2 separate regions of the Homo sapiens genome follow, and region 1 is linked to region 2. The links are chromatin loops, found by intact Hi-C in ENCODE. Cell type or tissue: gastrocnemius medialis. All regions are shown on one strand. Each heading gives the region's core, and the rest is flanking DNA. Links, peaks and the distances in the headings are about the cores only.

What was found. Hi-C counts contacts between places; a loop is a spot of excess contacts. Peaks named below come from ENCODE experiments on the same cell type or tissue, not always from the same donor. Only the 100,000 strongest peaks of a DNase experiment are listed, where the experiment ranks them.
Region 1: it touches region 2 in a loop (16-fold over the local background); 7 of 110 quality-filtered maps call a loop at or near these places.

Annotation. Positions count from the first base shown.
Region 1 is chr18:10,596,797-10,605,632 of GRCh38, forward strand. LOC124904248 reads left to right here and starts at 7,952. Exons shown (of 1, transcript XM_047437981.1): 1 at 7,952-8,836. The coding sequence starts at 8,051. In gastrocnemius medialis, for the core only: no CTCF peak of the experiment used is centred there; a DNase peak (open chromatin) is centred at 4,274.
Region 2 is chr18:12,232,537-12,241,916 of GRCh38, forward strand. No RefSeq gene overlaps it. Among named protein-coding and RNA genes, the nearest start is that of CIDEA, 17 kb to the right of the region's middle. RefSeq lists a silencer at 4,759-4,838. In gastrocnemius medialis, for the core only: a CTCF peak has its summit at 4,849 (motif pointing left); no DNase peak of the experiment used is centred there.

The sequences.
Region 1 (8,836 bases), core at 690-8,689, 1.6 Mb before region 2:
CACCACCCCATCTGAGATGATCCGCCCTGCTCTGAGATGAATAGTTGAGATCACAAAGACAGTGATGCTGTAAGTAAGCCAGGCACTGTGCTTACTCCTGTGTGAGCAGCATGTACATCCTATGCAGGGGTCCCTGGCTTCCAGTTCCTTTGTCACTCACGGAAGATCATACCATTAATACATTCTGGAAATGACAAAAAGAATAAATTTCTAAATAAGAAAACATAAGTGCCCACAATTCACTAAGGATTTTGCAGATTTCCCAATTATTATACATCCACGCCACCAGGAATATGCCCATCAAATAATAAAACCCAAAATTATATTCCTCAGTATGCTGGGTCAATCACTGCCATCCTAAGAATTCCATACATCCAGACCAGCCTGGGCAACAAAGTGAGACCCCATCTCTACAAAAAAAAAAAATGGTTTTAATTAGCCAGGTGTGGTGGAGTGCTCCTGTAACCCTAGCTACTTGAGAGGCTGAGGTGGGGGGGTTGCTTGAGCCCCGGAGGGTGAGGCTACAGTGAGCTGAGATTGCATCACTGTACTACAGCCTGGGTGACAGAGTGAGACCCTGTCTCAAAAAAAAAATTAGCCGGGCGAAGTGGCGGGCACCTGGTGAGGCTGAGGCAGGAGAATGGCGTGAACCCAGGGGGCGGAGCCTGCAGTGAGCCGAGATCGCACCACTGCTCTCCAGCCTGGGCGACAGCGAGACTCCGTCTCAAAAAAATAAATAAAAATAAAAATAAATAAATAAATAAATAGAAGAAGAAGAAGAATAGAAAAAAAATGTTAGTGGACAACTTAGAATGGGTGGGGCAGTACATAGTTTTTCAGCATTCCTTTAGTGTTATATAAAATAAAAATTTGAAAATTACTGAGCCGCTGAGCTAGATGACAGGAAACATTCTCCCGACCCAAAATGAGAATGTTGAGCCCTTGATCTTTTAATGTAGACATGTTCTAATTTTTTTCATACAAATTTAGCTTATATAAGCTATACAGTTATTAGGGAACAACATATACGGGAATATTCTCAATCTTAGTTGAATCAGATTTGGGAGGATATTTACACAAGCCAAATAAAAAATCATTGCACACTATGCAAACTATAAAACACATGTCACAAAATTAGCCGGGCATGATGGTGCATGCCTGTAATGCCAGCTACTCAGGAGGCTGAGGCAGGAGAATCACTTGAACCTGGGAGGTGGAGGTTGCAGTGAGCTGAGATTGTGCCACTCCACTCCAGCCTGGGCAACAGAGCGAGACTCCATCTAAAAAAAAAAAAAAAAAAAAAAACCAAATGAACAAACAAACACATATCAGATAACTTCACTGGAAGAAAAGTTAGGTTCTCTTCTCTCTCTTTTTCACAGTGAATCAGCAGGCAGTTATTAAGCATTTTCTATGTGCCAACATTGTGTTAGCTTGTACTGGGGAATACAAAATACAACCATTTCTCATGGTAGTTTTGTTCTAAAAGTTGCTGCAAACAGTGAATTAGTAAATACTAAAACCTTTGACCCTAGAGGAATTATAGGGTTAGGTTCCTGCAAGCCTCTGACCAAGACATTTTCATCAGCCAATCAATGCATAACCTTGGGGTATTTTTTGTTTTGTTTTGTTTTGTTTTGTTTTGAGATGGAGTCTCACTCAGTCACCCAGGCTGGAGTATAGTGGTGCGATCTCAGCCCACTGCAACCTCCACCTCAAGGGTTCAAGTGATTCTCCTGCCTCAGCCTCCTGAGTAGCTGGGACTACAGGCGCGCACCACCACGCCCAGCTAATTTTTTGTGTTTTTAGTAGAGACGGGGGTCTCACCATGTCGGCCAGGCTGGTCTCAAACTCCTGACCTCAGGTGATCCACCCACCTCAGCCTCCCAATCATGCCTGGGATTACAGGCATGAGCCACCGTGCCCAGTCCATAACCTTGTTTTATTTGTGTTTCTGTTTAAAGACACCTTATTTAATATATATTAACATTAATAACAGCCAACAGCCCTAAAACTCATGCCTAAACCAAGCTTATCTAACACACGTATTTTCTCTGTAAGGCACATCACAGCCTTCTTGCTCTTAGGAACACTAGCCAGCACGAAATCACTGTGCTTGGGGCCTTTTCAACAGCAAAATCAACAGGAAGCACAAAAATGTGGCAAAATGACACTAACTAGACCATGCTAAGGAAGCTTGTTCACAGCGTGAGCCAAAACAAGAAGGCCGAGCATCGCCTTGTTCCACCTCAGCTGGGAACGTGCATTTGAGCAACTCAAATCTTGTGTCACTCATGCATGCCTGTGAATTACCTCAAAAGCACTGTGAGTATTGACTTTGGGGTTACATGTGAATTTTGGCGAGTAGGCAGATTTGTCAAGTCCAAATTTATGAATCATGAGAGTCAACTGTAAATGCATGCTTAAGAAGCATTACTCTAGCAGGAAAGCAAGACACAAAATACAGTCATGCATCAGATAACGTTTTGGTCAATGATGGGTTGCACATATGAACATGCAGTCCCATAAGATTATAATGGAGATGAAAAATCCCTATTGTCCAGTGATGTCAGAGCCATAGTAAAGTTGTATAGCAATGCATTGCTCATGTGTTAGTGGCGGTGCTGGTATAAACACACTTGCTTCATGGCCAGTCGTGTAAAAGTCCAGCACATGTAATTATGTGCGGTACATCATACTTGATAATGACAGCGAATGACTTTCACTGGTTTATGTATTTACCATGCTATTTTCCTTATCATTATATTAGAGTATATACTCATTCTACTTATAAACGAAAGTGAACAGCCCTACCAGTCTTCAGTTCTTAATCTTATTTTAAAAACTGTGGTCATGGGATCCTCAGCTGGGTCATAACATACATCAGGTTGGTCATTTCCTGGGCTACGTACCTTGCATAGAATAACATTATACAAACAAGCTTTGTTTTTAGAGTTCCAGTACTCTTATAATAACCATAAAATAATAGGACTGTAGCGACTTTTTGTCCTACCTCAGTGACTTGATGTATACACTGGGAACAGCTCTTAGTCTGAGGAAGGTCAGTTGAAGTCCTTACTGTACAAGTCCAAGTTTTAAGGAAAATGAGTCCCGCGATGAGTTTTCTCATGCTTCGGCTGTGCATGGACCAGTCAGCTCCCGGGTGTGACTGGAGCAGGGCTTGTTGTCTTTTTCAGAGTCACTTTGCAGGGGTTGGCGAAGCTGCTCCCATCCACGTACAGCTCCTAGTCTACTGATGTTTAAGGTTGGTCTCGGAGGTCGGGCCCACTGGAATAAACTGAGTCCAGTACCTCTACATAGTTATGTTCAACTGGGCTGTCTGATACCAGGAGCAAGGTGGTGGGGTTTAGGGTGTTGCAAACTTCACTGGTTATGCGGGGATTTTCACAGAGCAAGCTTTGGCATCTAGTTAGTCTAGCATTCATTAGCTAATAATGTCCTTTGCTGTTTATTAAAGTCACCACAGCATGGGGGACTTAATGTTTAGGTTTTGCCTAAGAGTGAGCTTATCTGCTTCTTGTGCTAACAGGGCCATTGCTGCCAGAGTCCTTAGACATGGGGGCCAGCCTTTGGAAACCCCGTCTAGTTGTTTTGAGAGATAGGCCAGTGGCCTTGGCCAGGGCCCTACAGTCTGGGTTAAAACTCCAACTGCCATTTTTTCTCTTTGTGATACACAGGGTGTAAAGGGTTTTGTCAGGTCAGGTAGCCCCAGGGCTGGGGCCGACATGAGTTTTTTTTGTTTTGTTTTGTTTTGTTTAAATTCATGAAAAGCTTGTTGCTGTTGGTTGTAATAGATGTAATTTATCTAATCTAGATTTTTATTAACTGTCACATACTAAAATATTGACTTAAATCCTGTAGCTATTTGATTTCAAGCTTTAAATTGATCTGTTATTCCTTGTGGGGCTCCAATTGCATCTAAATAGATGTGAGAGTTGAAAGACCCATAAGGGGCTTCTCTCGCTTTACGATGTCTTATTTTTTTCTCCTTCTGGTTGATGAAATGCCAGGGTGAAAGGGATAGCCAGATGGACTAAACCACAAGTGCCACTCCAGTTATTCAGCAGAGTGTCCAGTAAAGGTTCACCACAATACCACCACACGTCCGCGCAGGGATGAACAAGGGCTGACTGATTGATAAGCTCTTGAAAATTCTTAAGCTCATTGCATCCCTTCAGGTCTCCAAGGAATGCTGTTTCCTGCCTGTCGTGAGAGACACAAAGTGAACTTAGTGTTGGGAGATGGAAGCTGGATGGCTCTCAGGGGCTGACCCGCAGGGTGCCGGACTTCGGGATATAGCAGAGAGAGCTTGGCATGACTTATTACTCCAGGCTGTAGAATCCTGGAAAAGAGCTACCATGCAGCCTACGCCTGGTCAACTGGAGGACCACCTTAGTGGAAACGAGACAATCTGGGCCTCTGGCCTGCCATGTGCACAAGAATAACAATTGCTTTTGTTTAACATGCAGAAGGAATATTTGATCAATTTTAACCAGGTATTTGCATCTTGGTATGCTGTCTTAATTGCCAAAGTTTGTTTTAAGTCTTTAACTTCTATGATCCTCTAGTAAAATGAATGTATGATTTTAGGAAATTACAAAAACCGGTTGGGGCAGTCCATCCTTGCTCTTTAGTGGTCCACAGAACATTGGACCAACTAAGGCATTAAAGCTCTACATTGGGGGTAAGACTCCTGGTTGGCACTGGGGTCTTTATTGAAATCTGCCCGGATTAAATGGTCCTAGTTTACTAATGCCCAGTCTGAGGAGAGTCAGGAGGGACAGAGGTACTTTTCTGAAGTAGAGAGCTGTCTTCGACTTGGCAAGTCCCCACAGGGTCTAACAAGACAAGCATTAAATGCAATAGTTCAAGGTGAAATTGACTTGGTTATGTTAATAACCAGATGGTCAGCAACAGAGCAAGGAAAGAAGAAAGAGTAATAGAATAGATGAAAAGAATTAAATTTTTCTCAGCTTTAGTTTGGTAGGGTTTTCCCCTGGGACTATGGCCCACGACTCTGGAAGGGGTGGCGCTTTCTTGACTCGGGTGTGGTGAGTCCACCCTTTTTTTTTCTGTACAAACAGCAGTCTTGGTGGTTAGCAGCCCAAGGTAGGGTCCTTCCCAGGCTGGCTCGAGTTTTTCTTCTTTCCACCCTTTGATAAGAACGTGATTTTCAGGCTGGTGCTGGTTTACCGGAAATTCTAGGGGTGGTACCTGTACTAAAAGACTTTTAGTTTTTGAGGGAAAGGAAAGTGGAAGATACACCGAGTATATAATTTCTAAGAAATTGACCTTTTGTTTTAAATGTGGGGACCTTGGCAGTGGACTTTATAGTCCTTGGTGCCTTCTTACTGAGAAATTTCCGTTAGCACCTATTTTTATTAGTTTTTAAACCAAAGAAAGGCAAATACCACTTTACATTTAGCAATGCTATTTGTATGATTTTTATACCAGATAAGCTAAATTTTACCTTTATATTAGTGTGTTATTAATGTTAAACCTAATTTTAATAAAACCTTGTAGACATATTTATCCAATTTTTAATGTTTGACCATAAGGTAAGATTTTATAGACTCTTTTTAACCTTTTATAATTTTTGCTAAAGAGCAGGTTGGTGCTTTAAGAAAAATCTGCTATGCTTTTATTTTAATGTCCAGTTTACAGCAAAACTGGATGATACCTCTAACTTTAGCCAATGTTTACACACAGAATTTTCTTTTCAGTGTACATTTTAAAACTTGATTAAACCTTTAAAACAAAGTATACACATTTTTAACCTTCTAATATAGGTAAAAATTTATATTCTTATGCCTCCTTATAATTCTTTTACCAAAGGTATATTTTAATTTCCTTATACACCTTGCACATAAACTGTTTTTTCTTAGCTACTTGTATATATCTCTCTTTCTCTCTTTGACTTTGTCTCTCTCTCTTTGACTTTCCTTTTGCCTCTGTCTCTTCCTCTGTTTATCTGCTTCTCTCTCTCTCCTCTCTGCCTCTCTCTCTCTCCTCTCTCTCTCCTTTCTGCCTCTCTCTCTCTCCTCTCTGTGTCTCTCTCTCTGCCTCGCTTATGCTGCTGTTCTCTCAACCACTGTGGAGAGATCTAAAACCAGCTGTAACCAAGCGTCTATGTATGGGAACTGATCTGGGTGCCCTGGCTTACAGGTTACCTTGTGCCACACCTTTGAAACAAGGGACCTGTCCAGGCTTCCTTCTGATGGCCAACCCACCTCTAATGCTGGTCAGTCTATTTTACACAAAGTTTTAAGTTTTCCTGGTGTCATAGTACTCCATAGTCTCCCTTAAATCCTTTTTTGAAATTTTTCAACATGGTTCCTAGTAGGATGGGCTTATTTGTGCCTGACCCATGCTTCTTCAAGACAAAACACAACACTCACACCACACGCACACCACAAAACAAAGAACAGGTAAAAAGGGCACACACACACTTTTGCAGTTTACACCAAACCAAAATCAGAGTATCCAGAAATCTAAGCCAGGTCAAAACCAAAACCAAAGTATCAAGCAATCCAAGTCAAGTCAAAAACAAAAACCAAAGTGCCAATAAAGGCACACTGTGGGTGATCAGGCCACGCTTCCACTCAAATGGAGTAGGCAGGTTTGCAGGTTCCAAAGACTAGTCTTACCAAGTTTCAGATGTCTGCACTGCAAGTACCAGTTCCTTCCCGGTGTTCAGCCACTGCATTGATTCTCCACGGGGGCCTGCTACACACTGCTCTGGCGAGGCGTCCCACTGGGGCAATTGCCTGCCCAGGATGCTCTCATGATCCACGTCAGAGAGCGGAGGGCTGGTCGGAGTCCCCCGCAGGGATGTTCCACAGGGCAGGCTTAAGCCACCTAAGGAGCTGCTTCAACCATCCGCCAATCACCTCGCTTCCTGGTCAGGGAACCAAGAAATGTAGCAGGACGAGTAGCAGACAAAACTCCTCAGACACCAAGTTAAAGAAGGAAGGGCTTTATTCGGCCGGGAGCATTGGCAAGACTCCTATCTCAAGAGCCGAGCTCCCCAAGTAAGCAATTCCTGTCCCTTTTAAGGGCTCACAACTCTAAGGGGGTCCGCATGAGAGGGTCGTGATCGATTGAGCAAGCAGGGGGTACGTGACTGGGGGCTGCATGCACCGGTAATTAGAACGGAACACAACAGGACAGAGATTTTCACAGTGCTTTTCTACACAATCTCTGTAATCTATAGATAACATAACCGATTAGGTCAGGGGTCTATCTTTAACTACCAGGGCTGGGCTGTGTGTGGTGCTGGGCTGTCTGCTTGTGAATTTCATTTCTGCCTTTTAGTTTTTACTTCTTCTTTCTTTGGAGGCAGAAATTGGGCATAAGACAATATGAGGGGTGGTCTCCTCCCTTACTATCAAAGCAGGAGTCAGCAGAGGGGGCAGAAGCACTAAGTTGCTGCAACAACACCTGAGAGTGCAGACAGGAGGGGCCCAGTCCCCACCCCCACCTGAGAGTGCAGACAGGAGGGGCCCACCCCCAACCCCCGCCTGAGAGTGCAGAGAGGAGAGACTCACTTCCTCTACCCCCACCTGACTCCCAGTGTCGAGTGCCCTGGGGAGAGCTGCACCCACGGACATCCTGCAGGGTAGGCCAGCACCAAAACCCAGTCTCTTGTTGCATTTTATTCTAAGCAGTCAGGAGAAACCAAGCCGATTCTCAAGAGATGATAACCAATAGAACCCAAGTGTTTGGGATTTGGTGTGGAAGAGGCAGAAAATAGCAGGTCCCGAGGGAAAGATAATGTTTGAGAAGCAAAGCAAGAAAAGATGATGACAAACACAACACTCAAAGGCCCTAGACATAATCACTTTTTTTTTACTGTCATGAACATTTAAACATAACACATTTTCTTTTTTTCTAATTTCATCTCCCTCTTCCTTCCCTGGTCTCCAAAGCTGCAGGCCTGAGTGGACTGCTCCCGGGAAGCCACTTTCATGGCGTCCCCTCTCAAGGGTGCCCATCTACCTGGAGCGTCATCATCGTCACTGCTGGAGTCATGTCTCCTGTTGCCAATCCAAGCTCTGGAGACACAAGTACCACAAGAAAGGTGTTACCCAGAGGCACTTACCCATCCTCCCTGCTGCAGGGGAGGCCACACCAGCTGCCACAGCAACTCCCTGCTCCGTCCTCTGCTTTCTCAGAACTAACCTGGGCTCTCTGGAATCAGAGACCTTCAACAAGTCACTGCTCACATTTGCAAACGTTCACATCAAGAGAGGACCCCCTTTCCACGTGCCACTCCCCTCTCTTCCGGATCATTGCAGCTCTCCCTACCAGCCTTATCAATGTGGGGCTCCAACCCTACAGGTCGGTGATTCACAAACACACTGTCCCAGGTTGGAGCCACTGCCACGAGCCTGTTCTGCACAGACGGGAATATTCCCTCTGCCTTGTGAGCACAGGGCTATCGGGCACTGGAAATATGCCTGGTGTGATGAGGTACTGGAGATTACATTTGAAAATTAATTTAAAATACAGATGCACGTGGTTAATGACTGTGGCACCAGGGAGCCCAGAACTGAGATTCAGAGATGAGGGAGACGTCACCTCCCTGCCCCTGGGTTTTCCTTCCAGCGTAGCCATCAATGGCCTAGTGTTATCTTTCATCCAGTACGTACTTCCTGGGCACAGGCATAAGTATCCAGTGCTCTGTGAGACCCTAGGGGTGCTGAACACTGAGTCACATCCAGGTCCTAGAGGGGTTCACAGCTGGGGGCGATGTGTAAACAGAGTGAAGGGCATGGCCAGCAAATCCTGTGCTGGAAAATCAGGGCAGCTGGAG
Region 2 (9,380 bases), core at 672-8,671:
TTGATACGTTATTAATCCAATGTCAGGGACCCACCATTATGCACCAAGTAGATTCACTGCCCTAAAACTCCTGCTTGGCCTCCTTCCCACGCCTGGACTTTGGTAACCACCGATCTTTTTACTGTTGTTATAATTCTAGCTTTTCTAGAATGCCATATTGCTGGAATTATACAGCCTTTTCCTATTGACTTTTTTTCACTTAGAAATGTGCATTTAGGCTAGGCTCATGCCTGTAATCCCAGCACTTTGGGAGGCCGAGATGGGCAGATCACGAGGTCAGAAGTTCCAGACCAGCCTTTTCAACATGATGAAACCCCATCTGTACTAAAAATGCAAAAATTAGCTCGGCGTGATGGCACGCACCTGTAATCCCAGCTACTTGGGAGGCTGAGGAGGAGAATTGCTTGAACTTGGATTAAATATATATACTCAGATTAAATGCATATAATTTAATTTAATTTAATATAATTAAATATAATTTAATCTGAGTCACAGCACCAAAAAAAAAAAACAAAAAAACAGAAATATGCATTTAAGTTGTCTCCATTCTGTTTTGTGGCCTGACAGCTCATTTATTTGAATCACTAGCGATACCTCATTGCATGGATGTACCACATTTGGTTTATCATCCACTGAACTGCCTTTTGGTTGCTCTCAGGTCTTAGCAATCATGAACGAAGCTGCTATAAGCGTCTGCGCACAGGCTTTGTGTGGACACACGTTTTCAACCCATGTGGGTGAGCACCTGATGTGACTGTGGGATGGGTGTAAAGCACATGTATAGCTGGGCGGGGACCTGCCATCTGTCTTCCAAAGGGGCTGACACCATCTGCATCCCCACCAGCCATGAACGAGTTACTCTGTGGCTAGTTTAGCTCAATTACTAGTTTCATTCATGTGTTCAACAGGGTTTCTCTATGCTGGCAGGTTAAAACTCAGACATCCTACACAATTTTAATAACATTCTTAAGGTCAAGTCTAGTTACTTACTTGAACTTTCTTATCAGTTGAATCCACCACACGCCTGCTATTTTCTCTGACCTGACAGTGGCTGTCTGATGGTGCAAACTTTGTATTCAGGAAATTCCCAAAGTGAGTCAGCAACAGCAGACCTTGTCACAATAACCTAAAACCCTCCCCTCGAGACCCCGGCCCCATTCCATGCTTGGTATATCATCAGCTATCTGATGTCTGTAAAAGATGACCATGTAGGCCAGGCACGATGGCTCATGCCTGTAATTCTAGCACTTTGGGAGGCCGAGGTGGGCGGATCACGATGTCAGGAGTTCAAGACCAGCCTGGCCAACATGGTGAAACCCTGTCTCTACTAAAAATACAAAAAGTTAGCCAGACGTGGCCTGTAACCTCAGCTACTTGGGAGGCTGAGGCAGGAGAATCACTTGAACCCAGGAGGCAGAAGTTGCAGTGAGCTGAGATCACACCATTGCACTCCAGCCTGGGCAACAGAGCAACAATTCGTCTTGAAAAAAAAAAGACTATGAAATTATAATTTTTAATAATTCATTTATGTTATAATTCTCAGCAGGGGAAGTGTTCTACCACCCATAACTGAAGATTCTGGACATTATTATAAAGGTCTGTTTTAGATCTGGGTAAAAATTTGGTCCACTTTTCTGCTGTTTTGTCTCTGGGGCAAGAAACATAAAGACCCCGAAGTCTATCCCATTCCTCTCGATAGGCTCAGGCTGAGGAACAAATTCAGGACCTTCATTCATTAGAAGCCACCCCTGTAACCCCTCCTACCTTCCTTAGTCGAGGGCAGATGGCTGAGGTGGAGGAAAGCTCCCTCAGCCTCCTTGGGCTACTCCAGTTTGCATTTGGGCCCCAGAGGAGTCTCTTCTGTGATGGGGCATGAGCCCAGTCTCCCCACAATGATCCCCTGAGCAGAATATTTCCTGAAAACAGGCTTCCAGTGAGAAGGGCCAGGCTGTTCCAGCCATGAGGAAAATGCCCTGCGGGGGACTCGAACATCCAAACAGCCAGGAGGGTCAAGGAGATGGACTCTGCTTTCCGCAAAGCTCCTGCACACTTCCGCGTCAAGGGCTTCTGTGATACTCAACACAATCCCATCTCCACATGGTCAGTGACAACCCCAACCAGGCAAGCTGTCCACCAGCACAAGAGGGAGTCTGCCCGCCCCCGATCAGCTCAGCTGGTCCACACTCCCAAAAACCCATATTCAGGGGTGGGGGGCAATTGTCCCCACTGGCACCACCTGCAAATGCAAGTAACGCAGTGTCCTGCAGTGCGGACACCAATCAGGCTTTACTGAGGACATTTTCAAGAGTGGGCTCGGCTCAGCGTGGCTCACGGTTCTTCTGCCTCTCGTGAGCCTCAGGGCAGCTGGGTGGATGTGGGCTTGTGCTCCAGGATCAGCACCCTCCAGATTCTCTGCTTTTTAATAAATGCAGTGGTAAGAGGCCGTGCAAGGAGGAGTGATGGGAGGAAGAAGCTCTAGCCGCTCAGGGGAGGTGCAAGGCCAAGACTGGAGTCAGTCTTACCGCTCTCGCTTGACCAGATTCTGAGCAGAATTGTGGGGGGCTGGTGTGGTAAGAATTCCTCCTTTCGTCAGCATGATCAGTGTCCTGAGACCTCGGCTGCAGCCTCCAGAGTGAGCCCCTTGTGGCTGTCACAACTTTCTAAGTGGAAGAACTTTTCATCTGTCCTCTTATGTTCAGTGCCTGGGGCCCTGCAAATTAAACTTTAAAAAGACAGATAAACAGGAAAAAGGCAAACAATTTTAAAAAAATTAATGTGGCTGAGTGGTGCGGTGGCTCACACCCTTAATCCCAGCACTTTGGGAGGCTGAGGCAGGTGGATTGCTTGAGGTAAAGAGTTCAAGACCAGCCTGGGCAACATAGCAAGACCCCGTCTTTACAAAACTTAATGAATTAAATAATTTAAATTGTTTAAATAAATGTTCTATGTGGATGAAAATTTACAGAAAACAAGTGAAACTCAAAGGAATGGTTAGACTCAGGGGCTTACCTGCCATTTTAACAGAGAAAAGGGGGTTTGGGCTTCATGGACGGCAAATCATGGAGAGGTGGCTGGGAACATATGGGGGACGCTAACAGAAGGTGAGGGTGAGTTTAGCAAGGTTTGTTCACGCTCACTCCCTCTCCAGTGAGAAGAGTCACTCTCCCCTCCTGGCGTGGAGAGGGGGAACCTTCACAGGGGAGTTTATGCCCTGCTTTCACATGGGAAAGGGGAGGGCAGACAGCTCGTCCTGCATATGCCCATTCTCAGTTTCCTCAGCTCAAAATAATCCTTATGCCAAAGTGGCACATTTGGGGGTGCATATTCAGGACCCTTTCAATATGTAAAGCACTTAGCACCACTGCTGGCCATATTGAGCGCTCATATTAAACATTTCTTATTACTTTTATATTTACCATAGTTAGGTTCTGAGCTGGGTGTAACATCATTCCTGTCCTCAAGAAGTTAACAGTTTGAAGCAAACGGAGAGACGCATGAACACAGACAGGTACACAAGGTCATCAGTGGTGAGTGCTGTGGAAACGCAGCCGAGGGCAGGGCACGCAGAAGGAGCAGTGCGTGATGTTGGCGTGGGGGTTCCAGGAGGTTCTGCAGGAGGGCCCCTCTTGAGCTGGGTCTTGGAAGAGGAGTGGGTTTTAGGTGGAGGAAGAGAAGAACTCTAAGCAGTAGAAACCACAGGAACGAGGACACGGAGTCCTCATGAACATGTGCAGCGAATTCAGGATCAGCGAGGGGCCCGTGTGGCCGGCGGGAGGGGGTGGCGTGGGCGGCAGGCAAGTGGGTCCAGGGGAATGGCCACAGTCACAGCAGCTGGCACCTGGCGGAGGCTCACCCTGGGCTGGCACACCGGGCTGGAAGGTCTTGGAGCTGCACGAGCCGTGCTAAAAACTCTGTGATTCATCTCGTAGCCAATGAGGGGCTATCGGACACATCTGAGCAGACTGCTGTTTGGGAAAGGACAGGCACACGCAGGCTCTTGGTAAATGCGCGGTGAATTAAATTGAACTGGATCATGGTATAAAGAGTCTATCTGGTGGCAAGTCCCATGTAAGGGGTTATAAAATAGAAGTCCTAGCAATGAAATAGGCCAAATGCAGTTGATAAGTGGAAGTAATGAGTGGGCCCAAGATCCCATAGCTCATTTTAGAATGAGTGAAAAATATAAGGCACAGTAGAGCAGCAGTTTCTACCACGGGCCACTGACTCACAGAGCTTGTGAATGACATGTGTGAAGCACCTAAGTGTCGTTTCTTATTCCTGAGGGAGTGAGGTGAAGATTCGCCCTGGCCTATGACAAAAAAGGGTCCTTCTGAGGCTGGGGGGATGTGCAGGCCCATCCTATCTCAGGAGTGGGGAATCTGGAAGCCATGTTCATAGCCTCCCTAGCTAAGTAGCTGCGAGTTCAGCTGAGCTGAGCTTCACGCTCTCCCCTGGGCTTGTAGGGCATTGTTCAGGGACACAGGAAGCCGCACCTGCGCTGGGGCGTACGCAGGGCAGGCAAAAATGACATAACTGTTACCATGGGCTCTGAAAGCCCTACGCTTGGGCTGCACTGGCCACAGCTCACCTCCTCTAGAGCTTCATAGAACGCACACGCTTGCAAACCCACAGGCGCGCTGATAAACCTCAGGGCTTCCCCCAGGGTCTCACCAATCCTCTATTGACAGCTGTGGCTGGAGAACCTCCACGCAAGCCAGAATGTGGGAAGATGGCCCGGTGGGTGGAGTGGGGGTGAGGACAGCAGGGGAGCCAGTCCAGGGGTGCTTTGTCTCAGCGGGAACTGTGCGGAGTTTGTCAGTGCCCGGTAACTGTCGTGTCGCCTGCCCCCTGGTGGCCGCGGGCGCACACCGCTCTCCCCAGGCCTTCCTGCACCGCCTCCTGATAGAGATGGGGCCATCTGGGGAGCAAACCGTGCCGGGAGCCAGTGTTGCCTGCAGAAACCACTGGGCACGAGAGCCTCCTCCCTGGACAGTGCAGAGGGTCTTGCCCCTGGAAACGCACAGGAGACGACCTTTGCTGTCTTTTGGCTTGAAATAACCTCCGGCTGTATTTCTACATTGGCTCCAAAGACACACGTTTCAGCCTCTGGAAAAGCAGGAGCGTTTGCTTACCCAGGGTCACTGTCGGATTCAGTGCTGGTCATGGGTGTCGTCCTCTGTTCCTGTGCTGGCCTCTGAACAATGCAGAAAAGGAAGGAAAAAGTGACCAGACAGTCAATCTTTGCTGCCCTAGTTTTTCATTTTTAAAAATTATGATGCCATATTTGCACACCCACGTTCATAGCAGCACTATTCACAGTAGTCAAGAGGTGGAAGCAGCCTAGATACCCATCGATGGGTGGATGCATGATCACCACGTACTGCATGCATGCAACGGAATATTATTCAACCGTCAAAAGGAAGGAAATCCTGAGACAAGCTGCATCATGGATGAAACTTAAAGACATCGTGCTAAGTGAAATGAGCCAGACACAGAAGAACAAATACTGTGTGATTCTACTTACATGAGGTACCCAGAGTGGTCCAATTCAAAGAGACAAAATACAAGCATGGTGGCCAGGGCCTGGGAAGGGGGTGGTGGAAGTTGCTGTTTAATGGGTGCAGAGTTTCAGTTTGGGATAATGAAAAAGTTCTAGATATCTGTTACATAGCAGTATGAATACACTTAACGCTACTGACCTGCACACTTAAAAATGGCTAAGATGGTAAAGTTTATGTGTTTTTTTACCACAATTAAACATTTTAAAAATTATTTTTTAAATATGATAACTATTGACTATTCTCTTTTTGCAGCATTATTTATTTTATATTTTACATTCTTTTGTGCTGAGGTGTAGTTTATATACAATAAGTTACACAGTTCTTCTGTGTTCAGTTTGATGAGCTTTGACTACACCAAACAAGATATGAAGAACATTTCCATCACTCAGAAAGTTCCCTCGTGTCTCCACCCCATCAGCCCCCTTCCCCAACCAGATAATTGCTTTCTGACTCTGTCACTAGACATTATTTTTCTCTTTGAGGTTAAAAATTATATTCAGTGAAATGCACAGTTCCAGGCATACAATTTGTGAGTTTGACAAATGTCTGTACCCACGTAACCAACACTGTAATCTAGATGCAGACATTCCCTATAGCTCCAGAAAGTCCTTTCTGTCCCTTCCTGCCTGTGACATCCTCTACCAAGGTCATCAGTGATCAATGTCCTAAAAACACAGCAAAGTTCTGGGGACACAGAAAGAGCAGTCTCCCCCGATAGGTCATTCTACGTGTTCTTGAACTTCACAGAAATGGAGTCGTGCAATCTGAGCTCTTTTATGCCTGGCCCTCCCACTCAGCATGTTTTTGGACTCACCCGTGCTGCTGTGTAGATCAGCAGCTTGTTCCTTTTTCTTGTCGAGTAGTATTCTGTTGCATAAATACACCAGCAACTGCTTATCTATTCTGTTAGTGAACATTAGTTAGGGCTGTTTCAGGTTTTGGTTGCTGTGAATAAGGCTGCTATGAATATTCTTGTGCAAGTCTTTTTGTCAACAAATGTTTTGTTTTTCTTGGGTGAAACACTGGGAGAAGTGGAGCTGCTAGGTAATAGGATAAATGTGCACTTTACTTTTCAAAAACTGCCAGAGTTTTCCACAATGACTCAACCATTTTGCACTCCTACCAGTCTTTTTCACATGACTTACACACAGTAAAGTTCATTCTTTTTAATGTATATTTCTGCACATTTTGACAAATGCATACAGTTATGTAACTACTGCCACCCTCGGGATATATGACAAGCCCATCGCCTCCAAAATTCCCATGTGTCCCCATCATAGGCTCCCTCCCCACAACTCTGCCTCCTGGTCACCCTGATCTGCTCCTATATTTTTGCCTTTTCCAGAATGCCACATAAATGGAATGATGCAGTGCATGGTCATTTGAATCTGGCTTCTCTCTTCGCATAATGCATTTGGGGTTCATGCGTGTTGTTGGAGGTGTCAGTAGCTCGTTCCTGTTTACCGCTGGGTAGTGTCCATTTACGAACACACCAGCTTGTTCATCCCTGGCTGGGGCACGTACATCCATGCAGTTCAGTGGCATTCACACTGAATTCCATTCCCATTGCTGTGCAATCATCACCACCACCCACTTCCAGGACTTTTTCATCATTCCAAACAGAAACTCTGTACCCATTCAACAATGGTGCCCTACTTCTGCCCCCACCCCAGCCTCTGGGAACCTCTATTCAATTCTGTCTCTATGAATTTGACTACTCTAGGTACCTCATGTAAGTGGAATCATACAATATTTGTCCTTTTGTGATAGACTTATTTTATTTAGCATAATGTCCCCGAGGTTTAATCACGTTTTAGCATGTATCAAAATCTCATTCCTTTTTAAGGCTGAATAGCATTCCATTGTCTGGCAATGCCACATTTTGTTTGTCCATTCATCTGTGGATGGCCATTTGTGTCATTTTCACCTTTTGACTATTGTGAATAATGCTGCAATGAACGAGTGTTCATTTGAGTCTCCGCTTTCAGTTCTTTTGGATATATACCTGAAAGTGACATTGCTGAATCATATGTCAATTCTGTTTAACTTTTTAAAGAAAAACTAAAGTGTTATCTTTTTTTCTTGCAGTGGCTGCACCATTTTACATTCCCATCAGCAATGCACGATGGGCTCCAATTCCTCCGCATATTCACCAGCATTTGTTACTTCCCTTTTTGTTGAAAATTGCCATCCTAATGGGTATGAAGCGGTACGTCATTGTGGACTTGATTTGCATTTCCCTATTAATTAGTGATGTTGAGCATCTTTTCATGTGCTTATTGGACATTTGCATATCTTCTTTGGAAAATTATCTGTTCAAGTTCTTTGCCCACTTTCGAACTGGGTTGTTGAGTTGTAGGAGTTCTTTATATATTCTGGATATTAAGCCCTTATTAGATATATGATTTGCAAATATTTCTCCCATTCTGTGAGTTATCTTTTCACTTTCTTTATAGTAAGAATTTAATGAGCTTTTTATGCAATTGTAAATGGTATTTAAAATTTTCCATTTCTAATTATTCATTGCTAGTATATAGAAAAATCATTGATATTTGTATATTGACCTTATACTTAGTGACTCTTCTGAATTCACTTGTTAGCTCTAGTAGCTCTTTGCATTTTCTACATTAAAAAATTATGTCATTGCAAGAAGATAATGTTTTATTTCTTCCCTTGCAATCTGTGTGCTTTCTTTCTTTTTCTTGCCTATTGCACTGGCTAGAGACTCCAGTATGATGTTAAACAGGGGTGGGGAGGGAGGGCATCCTTGCCTTGTTCTCAATCTTAGGGGGAAAGCATTCAATCTTTCACTATAATGTTAGTTATAAGATTATTTAAAAATTGAGATATAATTCACATATGATAAAAGTCACAATTTTAAAGTTTAAAATCATTGTTGTTCAGTTTATTCCCAAGGTTATCCAATCGTCATCACTACCTAATCCAAAACATTTTCTTTTTTTTTTTCTTGAGACAGAGTATTTTAGAGTGCAGATCTCCCCACGGCACTCCAGTCACCCAGGCTCACTGCAGCCTCCGCCTTCCAGGTTCAAGCGATTCTCTTGCCTCTGCCTCCTGAGTAGCTGGGATTACAGGCGTGTGCCACCAAGCCTGGCTAATTTTTGTATTTTTAGTAGAGACGGGGTTTTACCATGTTGGCCATGCTGGTTTCCAGCTCCCGACCTCAAGTGATTCACCCTCCTCGCCCTTCCAAAGTGCTGAGATTACGGGTGTGAGCCACCGTGCCCCGCCTCTAATCCAAAACATTTTCATCACTCCAAAAAGAAATCCCATAGCGCCACCAGCAGCCACTCCCCATCTCCCCCTCCTCCCAGACCCTGGCAACCACGACCCTATTTCTATTTCTGTGCATTTGCCTATTCTGGACATGTCTGGCTCCTTCCACCATGCATGATGTTTTCAAGCTTGATTCCTCTTACAGTGCATATCAGCACTTCACTCCTTTTTCTGGCTGAACACTATGCCATTGTATGGATGTGCTACATTCTGTTTATCCACTCATCAGTTGATGGACATTTGGATTATTTTCACTCTTGGTTATCATGAATGATGCTGCTGGGAGTATTCCTGTAGAGATTTTTGTGTGAACACAGATTTTCAGTCCTTTTGAGTAGGTATGTAGGAGTGGAATTGCTGGGTCATAAGGCAACTCTATGTTTAACTTTTTGAGGAGCTGCCAAACTGTTTTCACAGCAGCTGCACCATTTTACATTCCCGCCAGCACCAGGAGTGTGTGAGGGCCATTTCTCCACATCCCATCAACACTTGCTATTTTCCATTGTGTTTTTTCAATACATA